Linked DNA regions of Homo sapiens: region 1 is linked to region 2. The links are chromatin contacts, found by Hi-C or POLR2A ChIA-PET in ENCODE. All regions are on one chromosome and are shown on one strand. Each heading gives the region's core, a stretch centred on a gene start or an enhancer-like site at or near the end of the contact. The rest is flanking DNA. Distances are from core to core; before and after follow the strand shown. Region 1 has its middle 38 kb from the start of LINC02643. Region 2 has its middle 96 kb from the start of NEBL-AS1.

What was found. Hi-C counts contacts between places; a loop is a spot of excess contacts on that map. ChIA-PET counts read pairs that join two places held with the same protein, here RNA polymerase II (POLR2A). Pooled maps may share reads with other maps.
Region 1: a pooled map shows a loop between it and region 2 (2.6-fold over the local background). The contact joins two enhancer-like sites. A Hi-C loop is called at or near these places in 1 of 168 maps with a recorded cell type or tissue (PC-9), 1 of 37 single-sample maps with no recorded cell type and 1 of 50 pooled maps. POLR2A ChIA-PET finds 5 or more read pairs at or near these places in 1 of 52 experiments (A673).

Annotation. Positions count from the first base shown.
Region 1 is chr10:21,333,739-21,336,438 of GRCh38, reverse strand. No RefSeq gene overlaps it. Among named protein-coding and RNA genes, the nearest start is that of LINC02643, 38 kb to the left of the region's middle. Within about 2 kb of position 1,253, at least 15 of the 41 ENCODE cell types and tissues checked have a DNase peak (open chromatin) inside an H3K27ac peak, as active enhancers do.
Region 2 is chr10:21,076,516-21,079,232 of GRCh38, reverse strand. It overlaps a transcript of NEBL not described here. Among named protein-coding and RNA genes, the nearest start is that of NEBL-AS1, 96 kb to the left of the region's middle. Within about 2 kb of position 1,335, at least 2 of the 41 ENCODE cell types and tissues checked have a DNase peak (open chromatin) inside an H3K27ac peak, as active enhancers do.

The DNA of each region.
Region 1 (2,700 bases), core at 4-2,503, 260 kb before region 2:
TCTAGCCTGTCCCTTAATCGGGCTCTGATAAGAGGCGACAGGAGACTCATATAAGCACCAGCTTTGGGTCCTTGATGATAGGTTATTGTAAATGACATGGAGGCCCTTTACAAAGAATGGATAAATTGCTCCCAACAGAGGCAGGAGGAATGCTTGAAGCCAGGAGTCTGAGACCCCATCTCTACCAAAAATGTAATCATTAGCCAGGTGCTGTGGCAAGCACCTGTAGTCCCAGCTACTTGGGAGGTCGAGGTGGGAGAATCACGTGAGCCTGGGAAGTTGAGGCTGCAGTGAGCTGAGAACACGCCACTGCACTCCAGCCTGGTGGACAGAGTGAGACTTTGTATTAAAAAAAAAAAAAAAGAAAAAATCAGCCAGGTGCAGTGGCTCACACCTGTAATCCCAGCACTTTGGGAGGATGAGGCAGGTGTATCTCTTGAGGTCAGGAGTTTGAGACCAGCCTGGCCAAAATGGTGAAACCTCATCTCTACTAAAAAAAAAATACAAAAATTTGCTGGGCATGCTGGCGGGCAGCTGTAATCCCAGCTACTTGGGAAGCTGAGGCAGGAGAATTGCTTGAACCCTGGAGTCGGAGGCTGCAGTGAGATGAGATCGCACCATTGCAATCAAGGCTGGGCAACAAGAGCGAGACTCCATCTCAAAAAAAAAAAAAAAGAAAAGTCACAACTTCTTGGTGAGGAGGTTCCAACAGGAGGGTCTTCACTGGGTGTTGTCAGGCAGTCTATGAATTTATAATATCGTCTCCTTGGAGAATTTTTTTTTTTTTTTTTTTTTTTTTTTTTTTAGCGTCGAGAGTGTGGTCCTTAGCCTCAGAGGCACAAAATCCTCATTTATCAACCCATGGATTGTGGAGAGTGGAGTGTTTCTCATGGCTGGAGTAATATGAAGCAAACTCAGGGAATGATGGATAAACCAAAGTTCCTGCCAATTTCTCATGACTAAAAGGGCTGAGGGGGACCGAATACTGGCAACTTTTGACCAACAGCAAAGGCAGGCTACATGGGAAGTCAAATTCTACAAGAAGAAGCTGCTTAGGGACCTCAGAAATCAGAACTAGGGGAGCTGGTTTTCTAATACAAATGTTAATGATGCCAGAGTAAGATGATCTGCTATGTCCACCTGCACAGCGGAAGATCCCTGTCATCTTGCCTAGGCAGAGTGAGTTGTTGTTAGATTAGATCAGGACCCGCCCTCCCTTGGCCTGGGCTGAGGGGCCACTGCCAACATTTGCCTCTGACATTCTACTTTTTAAAAAAAGTTTCTATGACTCACCACAGGCTTACGAATGCAGACGGTCTGGTTAATTCAAGCTTGGAGTTCTGGAAATCATCGCATCATTTTAGGGCAGTGTTTCTCAAAGGGTGAGCTTTTGAACACATGCAGCAGAATCACACACATGCTTGAGTATGTGTGTTGGTTAAAAATGCAGGCCGGGTGCAGTGGCTCACGCCTGTAATCCCAGCATTTTGGGAAGCCGAAGCGGGTGGATCACCTGAGGTTGGGAGTTCGAGACCAGCCTGACCAACATGGAGAAACCCCGACTCTACTAAAAATACAAAATTAGCCAGGCGTGGCGGCGCATGCTTGTAATCCCAGCTACTCGGGAGCCTGAGGCAGGAGAATCGCTTCAACCTGGGAGGTGGAGGTTGTGGTGAGCCAAGATCACGCCACTGCACTCCAGCCTGGGCAACAAGAGCAAAACTTTGTCTAAAAAAAAAAAAAAAAAGGCAGATTCCTAGATCTCATTTCTGTTGATCTGAATGAGTGTCTCTGGGGCTGGGGGCTGGGAATCCCAATGTGAATTTTAAGCCAACATGCCAGTTGAATTTAATGTACAAAAAATTTGAGAATCATTGTTTTGGGGCGACCTTGTGTATCTCTGTAATCCATTATGAGTTGATTTTGGAGTGGACCATCTTATATCCAAGGCTTATGAAAATCTATTTAATATTGGTGACACTTTGGCTATCTTCGTTATGTTGTTGGTTACAAAATGCAATTGGATGTTGTTTTTATTTTTTTTTTTATTTTTTGAGTCTGAGTCTTGCTCTGTCACCCAGGCTGGAGCACAGCGGCGCCATCTTGGCTTACTGCAACCTCTGCCTCCCAGGTTCAAGCAATTCTCCTGCCTCAGCCTCCTGAGTAGCTAGGACTACAGGCTTGTGCCACCACACCCAGCTAATTTTTTTGTATTTTTGTATTTAGAGGCAGGGTTTTACCATGTTGGCCAGGCTGGTCTCAAACTACGGGCCTTAAGTGATCCACCCGCCTTAGCCTCCCAAAGTGCTGGGATTACAGGCGTGAGCCACCGTGCCTGGCCAGATATTGTTTTTAAAACAGATTCTTGAATTGGGGTAATTCTATGTAATGAATATAGTCATGATTCTGGTATGTAGTTCTGGTATGTAGAAAAGGCAAAATCCCAGCCTGGCCAACATGGTGAAACCCTATCTGTACTAAAAATACAAAAATTAGCAGGGTGTGGTGGCGTGCGCCTGTAGTCCCAGCTACTCAAGAGGCTGAGGGAGGAGAATCACTTGAACCCTGGAGGCAGAGGTTGCATTGAGCCAAGATCGTGCCACTGCATTCCAGCCTGGGCGACAGGGTGAGACTCTGTCTCAAAAAGAAAAAAAAAAGAAAAGGCAAAATCATGGTATAACTCCCCTTACATTTTGTATT
Region 2 (2,717 bases), core at 86-2,585:
ATCCCCTCCACCAGGATGCACCCAGGACACTTTCCCAGATTTGCCATGTCCCATGGGAGGCTCTGGCTATAGTTAATAGAGAAGGTTTCCGAGAGAGAGAGGCTGAGACAGACACCTGGAAGGAAAGGTTGGATATCTCCTTTGGAGGAAAAGCTAGGGAAAGTCCTAAGAGGAGGGCATTTGCTGTGCCATTTGTCATTTAGATCTGGAGGTGGTAGAAATACAGACATTCTGATGTTTCTATAAAGGCTGTCAGGGCTTAATGAAGTTCTTCATGGGGCAGGAGCCGCACGTGCTTATTAAGGTTGGATCAGTGGATACACTCATCCCCTGGATCTGGGAGCAAACTGGAATCAACAGTGCCACCAAGTGGCAGCCAGCTAATAAGCAAGTTGAAACACTAAGACTGCAACTTCTAGTGCTTTGCCCAAATATCTCTGTCTCTTACTCTTTTTCTTTCTAAAAATAAGATCAAGTATATTTTCCTAGGGTGGATATAGAGAGAATGATCTTGTAGACATACCTTCTTCTGGCATGTTGTAGAGCTTGGATACATGATTTTTCTTTATTAAACAATCAAAACCTTTAAAGTCCCACTCAAATGAGCAGGTCATAGGAGTAGATACCTCTGCATACGTGTATACAGGTCATTTATAAAAACTGAGGGATGGGGGCTGTGTGTGTTGGGATTCAAGAAGATTTCCAAAGTGTATTAACCAGGAGTGAAACTCAGGATGACAAATACTGTACACGATGGCAAACAGCATAGACAACATACACGACTCTATTTAGGAGAGGAAACCATTTATATTATTACAGTCTGTAACCTTTTTGTTTTTTATTTAGAGTATTTCTTTTTCTGATCATAAAAGTGTTCGTTGTAATAATTTGAAAGGCTTATTACTTTAAAAAGAATACATTCTACTGGCTGTTAAACACCTTGTAAATAACACAAAATACCAAGATTTTTAGGATACAGAAAAATCCATTTCATTCTGGTCCATTTGTTTGTCATTAGAAAGAGTCTATTTTGTACTCATGCTGCTGTGTTCATTTTAGGACTAATTTGAGGTAAGCTTCCAGCTTTGATTGTTGCTTTCCCCATTATTTTTATTTTCGATCCCCCATAGAATGCATTTCCATCTTCCAATCTCCTCCTCCCGTCCATTCTGCACACAACCCAGCTTTCAGAATAATCTGGTATTGAGAGTCAATCCGTGCTCTGGAAGGTGTCTCAGTGTCCCTGTGACAGCCAGCTCTGCAGTATCCATCGGACTTGATATGGTGGCTCTTGTAGTGTTGCTTTTCTAAGAGCTAAAGTACTTTCTCGTGGTCATGAATAGTGTGGGAAGCCCATAGCTCGGGCTGTTGAAAGGTCTATCAGTTCTGCTGTGCCTGACAATGTTGACCCCAGGGTAGAGAGATTTCCTCCCACTTCCTAGGTGTGTGGGAGGTAGGGGCAAGTGCTAGGGGATTTATGAATGAGATGGAAGGGAGGACAGAAAATGAAGAAGGGAAAAAGATATCAGGAACCAACAGACCATCAGCTGAATTCTAACTACAAAAATGACAAATAACAAAAGCAATTTATTTATTTATTTATTTATTTTTATTTTTATTTTTTTTGAGATGAAGTCTTGCTCTGTCGCCCAGGCTGGAGTGCAGTGGTGCCATCTCGGCTCACTGCAAGCTCCACCTCCCAGGTTCACGCCATTCTCCTGCCTCAGCCTCCCGAGTAGCTGGGACTACAGGCACCTGCCACCATGCCTGGCTAATTTTTTGTACTTTTAGTAGAGATGGGGTTTCACCATGTTGTTAGCCAGGATGGTCTCTATCTCCTGACCTTGTGACCCACCCGCTTCAGCCTTCCAAAGTGCTGGGATTACAGGCGTGAGCCACTGCGCCCGGCCAGCAAAAGCAATTTAAAATGTACCTTGCTCCATAATAAATATAAGGGAGTGAGGAACAAAGCTTTTCTTCCCCCAATTCCTTTGATTTTTTATTTTTTTTGAAGAAAAGTAGATTAAGCATGAGTTTTAAGTACTGTTCAGAATAAAAACCAAGATAGACCCCAATAACTTACCTTAATTTTGAGTATAATATTATATTGTAGGTCATTTCTGGACTTGGGTGGCTATTTTTAAACATATTTTTAAATTGTGGTAAGATATACGTAACATAAAGGTTACCATTTTAACAATTTTTAAGTGGACAGTTCAGTGGCAGTATGTATATTCACATTTTTGTGCAAATGTATGTTTCTAGAACTTTTTCGTCTTCCCCAACTGAAACTCCACATCCATGAAACACTAACCCCCCATTTCCCCCTCCGTCATCTTACTTTCTGTCTCTGGCCATTTGTCTATCTTCTTTGGAGAAATATCCATTCAAGTCCTTTGCCTAGTTTCTGTCTCTATGAATTTGACTACTCTAGGGCCAAATATAAGTGGGCTCATATAAGTATTTGTCCTTTTGTGACTGGCTGATTTCAATTATAATGTCCTCAAGTTTCATCCATGTTGTAGTATGCATCAGAATTTCTTTCCTTTTTAAGGTTGAATAGTAGCTGATCATATGTGTATATCACATTCTGTTTTCTGATTCATTCATTGATGGACACGTGGGTTGCTTCTGCCTTTTATCTGTTGTGGTCAACGCTGCTATGACCATGGATGTATAAATATTTGCTTGAGTTCCCACTTTAGTTTTTTTTTGGT